2 separate regions of the Homo sapiens genome follow, and region 2 is linked to region 1. Evidence: chromatin contacts called from ENCODE Hi-C or POLR2A ChIA-PET data. All regions are on one chromosome and are shown on one strand. The core of a region is the stretch at or near the end of the contact, and the rest is flanking DNA. Distances in the headings are between cores, read along the strand shown.

Region 1 (6,516 bases), core at 2,026-4,525:
TTGTATTTTTAGTAGAGACGGGGTTTCACCATGTTGGCCAGAATGGTCTCAATCTCCTGACCTCGTGATCCGCCCGCCTTGGCGTCCTAAAGTGCTGGGATTACAGGCGTGAGCCACCGCGCCCGGCCCTGATTTTTGTATTTTTATAGAGATGGGGTTTTGCCATGTTGGCCGGGCTGGTCTCCAACTCCTGACCTCAAGTGATCCACCCGCCTCAGCCTCCCAAAGTGCTGGGATTACAGGCGTGGGTCACCATGCCCGGCCTAAGAGCCAAAATTTTAATCAGTGGGAAATGCTGACTGCCACGCTCATTTAAGAGGAAAGGTCAGGATTTCGTGAGCTGCATTGTTCACTGACATCTACTTTAACGACTCCAGCCCAGCCTGAGCTAATCTTTTCCTAAATCCTTTGCATTTTCTTTCTACTGTCAATTTACACCTTAACAAAATAAAGGAGTTTTAGAGTAAGATAGAATCAACTTCAATCAACTCTCTTGAATTCGCTGGGGACCCTCTGCTCTAAAATATAGTACTATTCTTGCCTCTGGCATCCCTGGTTTTACCTTCGTCTTCCTACCTCCCTCCCACCTCCATCCATCCCCCCTCCCCCCATTCTTTTGAGTGCAGTGGCACGATCTTGGCTCACTGCAAACTCTGCCTCCCGGGTTCAAGCGATTCCCCCACCTCAGCCTCCCGAGTAGCTGGGATTACAGGCATGCACCACCATGCCTGGCTAATTTTTGTACTGTTGTATTTTCACCATGTTGGCCAGGCTGGTCTGAAACTCGACCTCAAATGACCCGCCTGCCTTGGCCTCCCAAAGTGCTGGGATTACAGGCGGGAGCCACTGCGCCCTCCTGGTCCACCCACTATTAACCCCTTATTTCCTACCCTTCACCTGCACCTCTTTGAGGGCCATTTCATTCCTGGAATAGCCTGTTTTCATTATTAGTTATGGGCCTATTTTCCTTACTATGTACAATTTTAAAGTCATAAAATAATTTTTCTTCAGATGTTAAAAATTGTGTTTACATTTAACCAGATAAAACACTTGTTATTAAGGGCATATGTTCAAAAATCTTCTTTTCCATTTATTTTCTCTAAGTCAGGCATATAAGCTGATATCATGTCTTACATATTTTAAACTAAATTTGACCTGAAGTCACCTCTGTTCCTTGAATCTCTACCTGATTGCAGCTCAGCTTAGTATGTTCACAAACTGAAAACCTAATTTAGGAGTACGTTATAAGTCCTCACTAAAAATGGTAGCTAGGTTCTTAGATATTGTAACTTTAAGTGAAATAAAGTATAAGGAAACCAATTTCACCATAAGCTAATTGATATAATGAGGAATTAACTTCCTATTGCATACTTATGGACATAAAAACATCACATAACTTCTAAATAAAGACCAAAACACTTCAAATACTGAACATTGAAATAAATTCCCGGTCTTGCCCAGGTGATCTCATCTCAGCCTCCCAAGTAGCTGGGACTACAGGGATCTTCTCCCTTTGTTTTTTTTCTAGCCCCACTTCCAGTTTGTTTCCACAGTACTTAGAGTGAGTTGCTGTTGTTTTTCTTCTTTGTTCTGTTCTCTCTTTATTTTCTTATGTTCCTTCCTGCACACTGAAGTTGCTGTTGTTTTAGATTTTCTTTTTTTGAGTGAGATCTTCTCACTCAGTCACCTGGCTGGAGCGATTAATAGCTGACTCTGGGTACAGTGCCTAAGCTAGCCTTGCTCTGCAAGGAACAGTTAAAAAAGAAAAGAAAGGAGAGGAGAGGGGAGGGGAGAAGGGAGGAGAGGGGAGGGGAGAAGGGAGGAGAGGGGAGGGAAGGGGAGGGGAGGGGAGGGGAAAAATTAATAAAAACTAAGATAACTATTTACCCAATGATTCCACTTGAGGTGGTAGACAACCCAAGCTTATCCTGGCAGCTCAGGGAACAAGGTGACACCAACCTTGGACAGGAGTCCGTCCCATCCTCAAGGCACACTCACACTCACACCCACACTCATGCTCACTCAGACTGGGACAACGTGAACACGCCAATGAACCTCAACATGCATATCTTTGGGATGTGGGAGGAAAGTGGAGTTACATGGAGAAAACCTACAAAGACATGAAGAGAAAGTGTGAACTTTACACAGACTGTGGCCCCAGCTGGAAATCTTTTTTTTTTTTTCTCATCAATGTTATAACGACATGCTATATATATTTTTGTTACAACTAGCTGAGTCTCAGCCAATCACAGCAACCAAACTTCAGCTAATCACAGCAACTGAGCTTCAGCCAATCACAGGATGCCAACTGATCAGACGATGCCCAAATAAGGCAAATTTGGAGCTTTAACCAGTCAAGCTGTTTGTGTACCTCACTTCCAGTTCTGTCTATAAATGCTCCCTGTCCACCTATTTGCCCAGTGGAACTCTCTGAGCCTCCTTTGGTTCTGAGGGCTGCTTGATTGGAGAATCATTCTTTGCTCAAATAAGCTGTTAAATTCAATTTGTCAAAAGTTTTTCTTTTTTTTTTTTTTTTGAGACGGAGTCTCGCTCCGTTACCCAGGCTGGAGTGCAGTGGCACGATCTCGGCTCGCTGCAACCTCCGCCGCCTCCCGGGTTCAAGTGATTCTCCTGCCTCAGTCTCCTGAGTAGCTGGGATTACAGGCGCACACCACCATACCTGGCTAATTTTTATACTTTTTGGTAGAGACGAGGTTTCACCATGTCGGCCAGGCTGGTCTTGAAGTCCTTACCTCAAGTGATGCGCCCGCCTCGGCCTCCCAAAGTGCTGGGATTACAGGCGTGAACCACTGCACCCGGCCTACAAGTTTTTCTTTCCACAGTATTATGTATCCTGTATTATGAGATAAACTTCTTGGGCAAAAAGCAAGCCATTAAAGGCTGAATATTTCAGCATGCCTAACTTAATAAAATTTAGGACATTTTAACTTTTGCTACAGTTAAAATCCACTAGACTTTTTGATCTGCTGCCATATTAGTTTGATTCAAAATAATGAGAGCAGATTTATTAAAATATGAAGTTGCATTTCATATTTTCCTTGTATTTTTTAAGTGAGAAAATTTCCTGGTATCATTTTAGCTATCATAAAATGCCTTTTAGGACTATGGAAATGAAAGATCTTGGACATAAATGATTTGGATAAAATAAGCACATGAAAATACTGCCTGAAAATAGTTTTAAAAGAATCCTGAGGAATTAGAAAAACGAGCTATTGTGAAACACTGTTAGTTTAGCCTTTAGTAAAACAGCAGAAATAACAAGCAATTTTGGTCAGAACAAAGAGAAAGAGAAAATTGTAAGTTCCACAAACGCAGAAACAGATTTTGCTCCAATTGGAAAGCTTCAGAAAGCTAAACCCTTCATTTACACAATCCAAGGCAGAGTGAGGGGCCTCTCTGTGTTGAGCTAAACTGAGCCTATAGTCACACATTCACACATTTGGCACTAGGACAGTTGTGAGGATAGGATCTGACAAACTTTTCACTGCCAAACATAACTCAGATGCTAGATGAGCATGACTCTAAGTATCTTTACACAGAGAGTTTAGAAATAACATTTCCCTACTCACTGGAATAAATAACCCATCCTTGAACTTGGAACCATCTAAACCATTGTAGATGGTTTAAGTCATGCAAAACAAAGTGCTTTTTGCTTTCTAGATCTTAGCTTAAGAATGCAATATTTTATCTAAATGACTAGGCAACTAAGGTTCGCTCCAATTTGAGGATTTTAAGTCTAGCCATATGTCTATTTCCAGGAAGCTTATCAGTTTTGTGTCTGGGGCTCCAGATAATGGAATACAGCAAATTATAAGCTTCATGGTTCAGCAGAAAAAACAAGTTTGGGGTCCAGTAATGTATAAAATAGTAACAGTAATGATAAAACAAAATGCATTCTTCTTTCAAACCATAGTTAGTAAATCCCATGAAAGTGTAATCCTAGATAAATGTAATCCCATGTAAATGACATAATTCTTTCTCCAGGTAAAAAGAGCTAACATAAATTGACCACTAATTATATGTTAACACAGTTATAAATACCTTTACTGCATTATCTTTTTTAATCCCCACAAAATTCTATAATCTATTATTACTATTTCATTTTTGCATGTATAAGAAATGAAAGGACAGAGGGTTAAATAATTTGCCCAGCCAGGCACGTGACTGTAATCCCAGCTACTCTGGAGGGTGAGGCGGGAGGATCACTTATTTTTTTTAAATTTAAAAAGAGATGGGGTCTCACTATGTTATCCAGGCTGGTCTTGAACTCCTGAGCTCAAGTGAGCTACCTGCCTTGGCCTCCCAAAGTGCTGGGATTACAGGTATGAGCCACCGTGCCTGGCCAAGAGGATCACTTGAGCCCAGGAGTTCAAGTCCAGCCTGGGCAACAGAGTGAGACTCTGTCTCAAACAAAGAAAACAAAGAAAAAATAATAATTTACCCTAAAAAAAATTAAAATAATAATAATAAAATAATAATAATTTGCCCAAAGTCACACAGGTAGTAAGCATTGAAATCTGTGGCAAACTCAGAAGGCCTGACTCAAGAATTCACGACACAACCACAACAGATTGTACACTACCGGGCAGTTTCCTGCTGCTCTGTGCATGGCCTGCTGGCCAACTCTGATGTGAGGTCAGTTGACTAAAAGAGATGTGGTTCAGGAAGCTGAGAATGATTGTGGTTACCTGTTCTAAGATAGAGAAATTGATTTTTAAAACTTCGAGTTGAAGTACGGGATGCCAAAAACCACGTATGAGTGACAGAGTGAGTGGGTCTCTTTCTGATGGATTAAGTCTTCAAAAAGACTTTCAGAATGAATCTCTATCTACCTTAATTTTGGGCAGTGTTAATTGTATTCATTTTTTCAACACATTTGATTGTGCATATACCATGGACAAGAAAGTTTGTTAAAAACTGAATGTATAAGGCTGGGTGCAGTGACTCACGCCTATAATCCCAGCACTTCAGGAGGCTGAGGCGGACAGATCACTTGAGCTTAGGAGTTTGGGACCAGCCTGGACAACATGGTGAAACCCCATCTCTACAAAAAACAAAAAAATTAGCTGGGCGTGGTAGCTTATGCCTGTAGTCCCAGCTACTTGGGGGGCTGAGATAAGAGGATCGCTTGAACCTGGGAGGTCAAGGCCACAGTAAGCCGTGATCGCACTACCGCACTCCAGCCTGGGTGACAAAATAAGACCCTGTCTCAAACAACCAACAACAGCAACAGCAACAAAAACCCTAATGTACAGGAAATTATTTTGGGGAGTAGTGGAAGATAGCTGGCAAGTTGGAGACTCTAACTTGAGATGTGGTACTACTTGTCTGTACATTTTTTTTCTCATTTCTGTCTACCCAAAGGTGTTATGTTTTTATTGTCTTAAGGGGGCCCTTCATTTGATGGCATAAAAAGTTATGACCAGCCATCTGTAGTTCAGTTAATAGGTCAAGAATATCAGCAGCTATTGTTATGTTGAGGTCATTATTTATCAAGCTTCAACACATAAAAAGCAAAAGTAGGCCGGGCGTGGTGGTTCACACCTGTAATCCCAGCACTTTGGGAGGCTGAAGCCAGTGGATCACTTGAGGTCAGGAGTTTGAGACCAGCCTGGCCAACATGGTGAAACTTAATCTCTACTAAAAATACAAAAATTAGCCAGGCATGGTGGCGGATGCCCGTAATATCAGCTACTTGGGAGGCAGAGGCAGGAGAATCACTTGAACCCGGGAGGTGGAGGTTGCAGTGAACTGAGATCGCGCCACTGAGAGCACTGCCTGGGCGACAAAGCAAGACTCCATCTCAAAGAATAAAATAAAATAAAATAAAATAAAATTAAATTAAAATAAAATAAAATATAAAATAAAATAAAATAAAATATAAAATAAAATAAAATAAAATAAAATAGCAAAAATAGTCCAAATGTCAGTTAACAGGGGGACCAAATTTATGGGTGAACATCCACAAGAAACATAAGTGGCCTCTAGGGAAGCCAATCTTTGCACAGAATTTTTGTTTAATGAGGTGGAGGGTATACAAGATATAGGCCAAAGGATAATTTAGGTTCTTATGACTGTGTCCTTGTTCTTTTCAAATCCTAGCTTCATCTCTGCTCCCACTGATGACACTATGAGACTTTGGAATTCTTCACTGTGTGTAAGACGATTTTATTACTGAGATAGCTACCGCTTTGTAGTTATGACCTGAGTAAACAAGGTTAGTCAACCCACAGGATTTTCATGTGTCCACAGATTTTTACTAGATAATTTATCTGTAATATCAGGAGGCAAAGTCTACCATGAATATACTGGCCAACATGTATCAGATGGAAAATTCTTGTGTAAGCAGATGATGTTTAACTTTTATCACATTTTTCTCTTTTGTTAGATAATGCCATACTTCGGCAGACAAGCAATTGTTTTCTAGCTATAAATATGAGTATTTTGCTTTTCAAGAGAAAAAATCTAGAAATTGTTTTCTTTACTTTAAAAAAT
Region 2 (6,516 bases), core at 1,597-4,096, 270 kb after region 1:
TTTCATCCACTAACTGTGTGACTTGAAACAAGCCCTATGACCATTCTGTTTCACTTACACAACCTGTGAAATGAGGATAATATCTGACATGTATCCTCTTTCAGAAATTCTCTGAAAGCATACTTTATGCTGATAGAGGAAAAATGACACATTGCATTTAAAGCCTTATTAATCCTCTCATCTGAGGATAATTTTCATGTCTCTATATGCCTCAGTAGGTAGCCTAAGATTATGGGAAAAAAGGAAATGTTGAACTATTTTGTGTACAATTTCTAGGAAGGAAGTGCATTTTTTAAAAAATATTTATTCATTTATTTATTTATTTATTTATTTATTTATTTATTTTTAGACAGTTCTTACTCTGTCACCCAGCCTGGAGTCTAGTGGTGGGATCTCGGCTCACTGCAACCTCTGCCTCCCGGGTTCAAGCAGTTCTCCTGCCTCGGCCTCCCGAGTAGCTGGGAATACAGGCGGTGCGCCACTATGCCTGGCTAAGTTTTGTATTTTTAGCAGAGATGGGGTTTTGCCACATTGGCCAGGCTGGTCTCAAACTCCTCAACTCAAGTGATCCACCCGCTTCAGCCTAGGAAGTGCATTCTTCTCTTGACTTTTCTCTTTATGTGCTGAATACAGTAGACCATTTCACTGGGGCCACCTGGTACCACGAGGTGACCTATGGACAAAGACAGTGGCCTGACTGAAGGTTTCTCAGGACCAGATGGGTAGGAATCTGCCCACTTTCCCTGGACTGCTTTCTTCAGGTCATCTTTCATGTGAGAGAAAAGTAGATTTCTTTTTTTTTTTTTTTTTTTTTTTTTTGAGACAGAGTCTTGCTCTGTTGCCCAGGCTGGAGGGCAGTGGCATGATCTCAGCTCACTGCAACTCCCACCTCCCAGGGTTCAAATTACTCTCCTGCTTCAGCCTCCTGAGTAGCTGGGATTACAGGCGTGTCCCACCATGCCCAGCAACATTTTTGTGTTTTTAGAAGAGATGGGGTTTCACCATGTTGGCCGGGCTGGTCTCGAATTTCTGGCTTCAAGTGCCCACCTCAGCCTCTCAAAGTGCTGGGATTATAGGCGTGAGCCACTGTGCCCAGCTTGAGAGAGAAGTAGATTTCTTTTTTGTGTAAGCTGCAGTCATTTTGGATTTTCTACCATGGGCAGCCAAACCTAACCTTCACTAATGCACACCTGTGATTTGAAAGTGTTTGGGTGCTCTTAGAAGCCACCATTTATGTCTTCTCGTTTTACTTCTTCAATAATCCTATAAAGTGCAAGGAATAAGAATTGTCATTCCTGCCGGGCGCGGTGGCTCACGCCTGTAATCCCAGCACTTTGGGAGGCCGAGGCGGGCGGATCACGAGGTTAGGAGTTTGAGACCAGCCTGGCCAGCATGGTGAAACCCCATTTCTACTAAAAATACAAAAAATTAGCCGGGCATGGTGGCGCATGCCTGTAGTCCCAGCTACTCGGGAGGCTGAGGCAGGAGTATTGCTTGAACCCAGGAGGCAGAGGTTGCAGTGAGCCAAGATCGCGCCATTGTACTCCAGCCTGGGTGACAGAGAGAGATTCCGTCTGACAAAAAAAAAAAAAAAAAAAAAAAAAGAATTGTCATTCCCATTCTCCAGTCAAAGAAACTGACCTTGTAAGATGTCGAGTGACTTGCATGTGGTCAATTAGCAAGTAGAGAAGCTGGAACAAATAGAGGCGTATTATCTCTTTAAAACAAATCACACATATGCTTACACTCAAACATGGTGCACAGGCTTTGGAGTAAGATAGACCTGACTTCACATTTTTGTGTCTCATTCCTGTAGCTTTAAGCAAATTACCTACTTTTTCTGATCTTCATTTCCTTATCTGCAAGATGGTAAACAACATCTCTAGCGATTAAGAATTCCAAATGAGATAATGTTGGTGGTCCTGCTCCAGGGTGTGGTATATAGTAGATACTTAGTAAATAGAGCTCTATTGTCAGCAGAGGCTTATCCTTCTAAAGATTATTTATACTGTGACACAAAAAGGGTAAAAAAAAAAAAAAGGAAGAAAAAAAAAAACATTATTCAAATATGGAAGTAAAATGGAGTGTAAACGAGAGCCTAGAAAGGATGTTTCAGCTTGAAGTTCTGCGTCCATAAGGAATTTGAAATATTTTGATAACTTTCTGGTTTTAAAGACCAGATTAGGCTGGGCATGGTAGCTCACACCTTTAATCCCAGCACTGTATGAGGCTGAGCAAGGCAGGTTGATTGCTTGAGTCCAGGAGTTTGAGACCATGCTGGACAGCATGGCAAAACCCCATCTCTACCCAAAGACAAAATCAAAAATTAGCCAGGTGTGGGGACGTGTACCTGTAGTTGCAGCTACTTGGGAGGCTGTGGTGGGAGGATCCCTTGAACCCAGGAGGCCACGGCAGCAGTGAGCTGTGATGACTCCACTGCACTCCAGCCTGGGTGACAGAGTCATACCCCGTGTCCAAAACAAAAGAAGAGTGAGAATAAGAATAATAAGAAGAAAAAGACCAAATTAGTGGGCCTGGATGAACATGTTTTTCGAACCCCTGGAACATCCTAAACGTATTTCTTTCTATCTGTATTTGCCATTAAATGTCACAGAAAAATAATCTTTGCTTTTAAGCCCCTCATGAAGCTCAAGAAGACGAGAAAGTAGCCATTCCAAAGAAATTTTATTTCATTTATTTTATTCTATTTATTTATTTATTTTTCACATGGAGTCTCCCTCTGTTACCCAGGCTGGAGTGCAGTGGTGCACACGCCTCACACTGTGACACAGCGGGAGAGCCCAGAGCGACAGCTGTTGGAATGACTGCACTCTTCCTGCTCAAGTCTGACCTTTCCAAGGTAGGATTTGATTACAACTAGCAATATGGAATTACAAGCAGGGAGAGGTGCCGAGACCACAAGACATCAGGAGACTAAAATAGCAAGGTGGTGAGGCAATCTGCCTTTTATTCCCCTTTCAAGCTATGAGAAGTAGGCAAATGATGCGGCTGAACAATGCCTCCTTGACTTCAGGATATAAAAACTACTTTCATGAGCTTCAAGTCAGGGTAAGTGGGGAAAATGACAATAAAAGTAAATTTAAAAAACCACATTTAAACCCAGTCAACTTAGGATATTTTGTAGTACAAGCGCCAATCTATATGGTTCCTCTGAGATGCCCACATCGCAGGAAGCCTCAAATTTAACTACCAGAAATATTCTGAGAAAATAAAATAAGAAATTCTAAGCTTATAAACGCTTTTGTATGTGCTATTTTAGGTAGTTTTCAGTATGAGTCATTTATCTCCTCCCACAACCGAACTTCAATCATGTTTCAGCTTATTCTAATTAGTTTCTCATTATCTTTTAAATTATTATTTATTTCTGCATGTATTCCTTCCTCAATTTTTAAAAATGTATTATTAAATTTATTGTTGGTAACTCTTTTTCTCAGAAACTCTAAGTTTCAAGAATTTCTCTTATTGTTATTATTATGTTTTGAGACAGAGTCTTGCTCTGTCACCCATGCTGCAGTGCAGTGGTGCAATCTTGGCTCACTGCAACCTCCATGTCCCCAGTTCAAGCGATTCTCGTGCCTCAGCCTCCCGAATAGCTGAGATTACAGGCGTGTGCCAACACACCCAGCTAATTTTTCTATTTTTAGTAGAGACACGGTTTTGAACTCCCGGCCTCAAGTAATCCGCCCACCTTGGCCTCCCAAAGTGCTGGGATTACAGGCATGAGCCACTGTGCCTGGCCAAGAGTTTCCTATATGATGCAGTCATGCTCTGAAAAGGATAAGCAATAATCTAATATGCAATATACAATGCAATAATAATATATGCTTGTATATGTATAATATTTTATAACTACAAAGACTTTCACATATATTATCTCATTTAATCCTGAACACACAATAGCATCCAACCCTCCTCCTTTTCCTCCTGAGCACAGTGTTAAATGTTCCCTATGCAATGTCTCTAGAGATGAAAGAGTCAGGAGAGAAAGACATTAAGGAATATATTTGGATATATTAGGGGACCATGAAAGGTAGTTGAACCAACACTGCATAACCTAGGCATGAGCAGTCCCAGGAGGAGTGGCTTCTCTGCTGTTTATTTCTACTATCTGGTATTGGGCAAGTTAGAACCTCTTCAGACCTCTGTTTGCTCATAGGCAAAATTAACACATACCTGCCCTGACTCCCCGACAGAGCTACCATGAGAATCAAATTAGGTAACATGTGAGAAAATATTTTATAGTTTGCCAGATGCCAAATAAATATTTTTATGAACTTTCTTTCTGTACTTCACTCTTGTGGCATCAACATTTGTGGCATTAACCTAAACAGAAGCCTCAGTCAATTAAAGAATAGAAAAGATAAACATTTTTAGAACTGTAAAGCGTGTTCTAAGAGTTTCTTGGCCATTTGACTTTTCTTATAATCAAAACATAAAGCCATTCACCTGGCAGCTGGGTACCTGAATTATAATTTAGTAACAGTTGCGCTCAAGAGGAAACCAAGATCCTATAGGACCTTTCACAAATCAGGGTTCTTATTTTTTATTATTCTCAAAGTGAAGTCTGCAGACCACCTGCATCCAAATCCCATGGCATAATTATAAACATTTCTGATTGCTGCACCCTGCTTTTACCTACTGAATCAGAAGCTCCCAGAATATGGGCCCAGAAACAAACCTTTTTTTAGAAAACACACTAGCTGATACTTATGCTCACTAGTCCAAGAAACCCAGAACTTACTGGTTGAAATTTGCAAGTTGTAAGAGAACATTTGTTCTTCATTTCTTTCCAGCAGTAACAAGATTTCTCTATCAACATTCTATTAAAAACAGATATGAGCACGTATGTGAAATAAAAGCAGCACTCCACTTGTGTGCAAAATTTGACATCATTTTTTTGAAAGTGCCTTGAAGTAATGTTATCTCAGCTTTCTTTAATTGGATGGTGCATTTATAGGAGGAGTTTGGAAAACATATTCTCTTGCAGTGTTATTCCTGACCTCTACTCAAAAAACTAACAATCTCACAAGCAGTTAAATTGATAACCAACCAGTCATTCTCCAATTAGGAGCCTCAACTCACTTCAAGTAATAACATTAAAATTCTCCAAGTGTTAGCAGTCTGCACTGTACCTTGAAATAAAAAGATAGAGATTTTGCCTTTGGTGTTCAATAAATATAGAATAATATAATATAATTTCAGAAGCTATAAGCTTATTATCAATCAGCTTCATAGAAACACAGGACTAAAATGGATTACTCATTACTAAGTCAACAGACAACTATGTGCCTGGCACTGATCTAGGGTTAGGGCCAGAGGAGTAAATAAAGCAAACAAAGCTTCCCCGGCACTTACATTCTGGTTGGGGAGGAAGAGTGTGCAGGAAATAAAGAACAGGCTAACATTTAATATTTCTAACATATCAAATGGCATGTTAGAAGATGATAAGAATAATGGAAAACAGTTTACTGCAACAGAGTTTTCAGAAGGGATTAGATTGCAATTCTAAATATGAATAACACAGCAAAAAGCAAAAAAAAAAAAAAAAGGATTTTTTTTGGCTGGTACACATGGGTATTAGTTTGTACTCTTGAAAGCTAATGGAATATCCATAGACCCTACTATACTAAATTTTAAACTCTAGGCACTGCAAAACGAGAATACTATCCACTTCTTCACACACATTTGTAGCCACCTTTACATTAGAGGCACCATCTGTAGTTATGACTGGTCTCTTTTTTCCCTGAGGTATGATCCTGTCTTCTTATCATTCCTGATATCTTCTTTCACAATTGTGCCCTAGGTAATGGTGCTCAGAAAAAGAAGCCAATCAGGAGATCTGTTTTCTGTGCCCTTTTAACACTTCTAACTCAGGCACCCAAACCAGCCTGTAGCAGAAAGAGCATCAAAGCCATCCTCTGGACTCTACACAAGGTCTGTGGATATTCAGTTAGCTTGCAAGAGTGCAAACTAATACCCATGAGTACCAGCCAAAAAATACCCTTTTTTTTTCTTTTTGCTGTGTTATTCACATTTAGAATTGTAATATGACCCTGTCAGAAAACTCTGTTGCAGGAAATTTTTGGAAAAGAACATGTAGCTTATCTGTGTCTATGAAGTCCTTGTTATTGTGGGGAAAAGAAAAGAAAACAAAAACATCGACAGCTATATATTTTCTTTTTATTACTTACTATCATTCCAGACTAAAGTGGGGAGCCCCCTTTTTTTTTTCCAGAAACATAGCAGCAGCAGAGATGTCGCTATTGTGATCAGAATTACTTTGGTAGGTGTGTTTTGGGTTTGATTTACTTTTTCACATTTGTCTTTCTGTTTATATAAAATATTTTCCTAGGGAAAAATACATGCTAAAGTTAAACTTCACATGAGTTAACTACCTACAAATTACAGCTGTTAGCCATTTTTAATAAAACACTATCCACTGCACTATAAAAACGGACTTCATTTTCATATTGTTAATGTTATTCCACTGAACAG

What was found. Hi-C counts contacts between places; a loop is a spot of excess contacts on that map. ChIA-PET counts read pairs that join two places held with the same protein, here RNA polymerase II (POLR2A). Pooled maps may share reads with other maps.
Region 2: a pooled map shows a loop between it and region 1 (2.5-fold over the local background). The contact joins two enhancer-like sites. A Hi-C loop is called at or near these places in 3 of 50 pooled maps. POLR2A ChIA-PET finds 5 or more read pairs at or near these places in 4 of 52 experiments (OCI-LY7, activated CD4-positive, alpha-beta T cell, activated naive CD4-positive, alpha-beta T cell and 1 more).

What each region holds. Positions count from the first base shown.
Region 1 is chr6:134,192,001-134,198,516 of GRCh38, forward strand. All of the region lies in intron 3 of SGK1 (serum/glucocorticoid regulated kinase 1), which reads right to left. Among named protein-coding and RNA genes, the nearest start is that of SGK1, 120 kb to the right of the region's middle. Within about 2 kb of position 3,276, at least 3 of the 41 ENCODE cell types and tissues checked have a DNase peak (open chromatin) inside an H3K27ac peak, as active enhancers do.
Region 2 is chr6:134,461,990-134,468,505 of GRCh38, forward strand. The region is part of intron 2 of CT69 (cancer/testis associated transcript 69); the gene reads right to left. LINC01010 (long intergenic non-protein coding RNA 1010) reads left to right here. Exons shown (of 3, transcript NR_038217.1): 2 at 2,752-2,860. Among named protein-coding and RNA genes, the nearest start is that of CT69, 14 kb to the right of the region's middle. Within about 2 kb of position 2,847, at least 3 of the 41 ENCODE cell types and tissues checked have a DNase peak (open chromatin) inside an H3K27ac peak, as active enhancers do.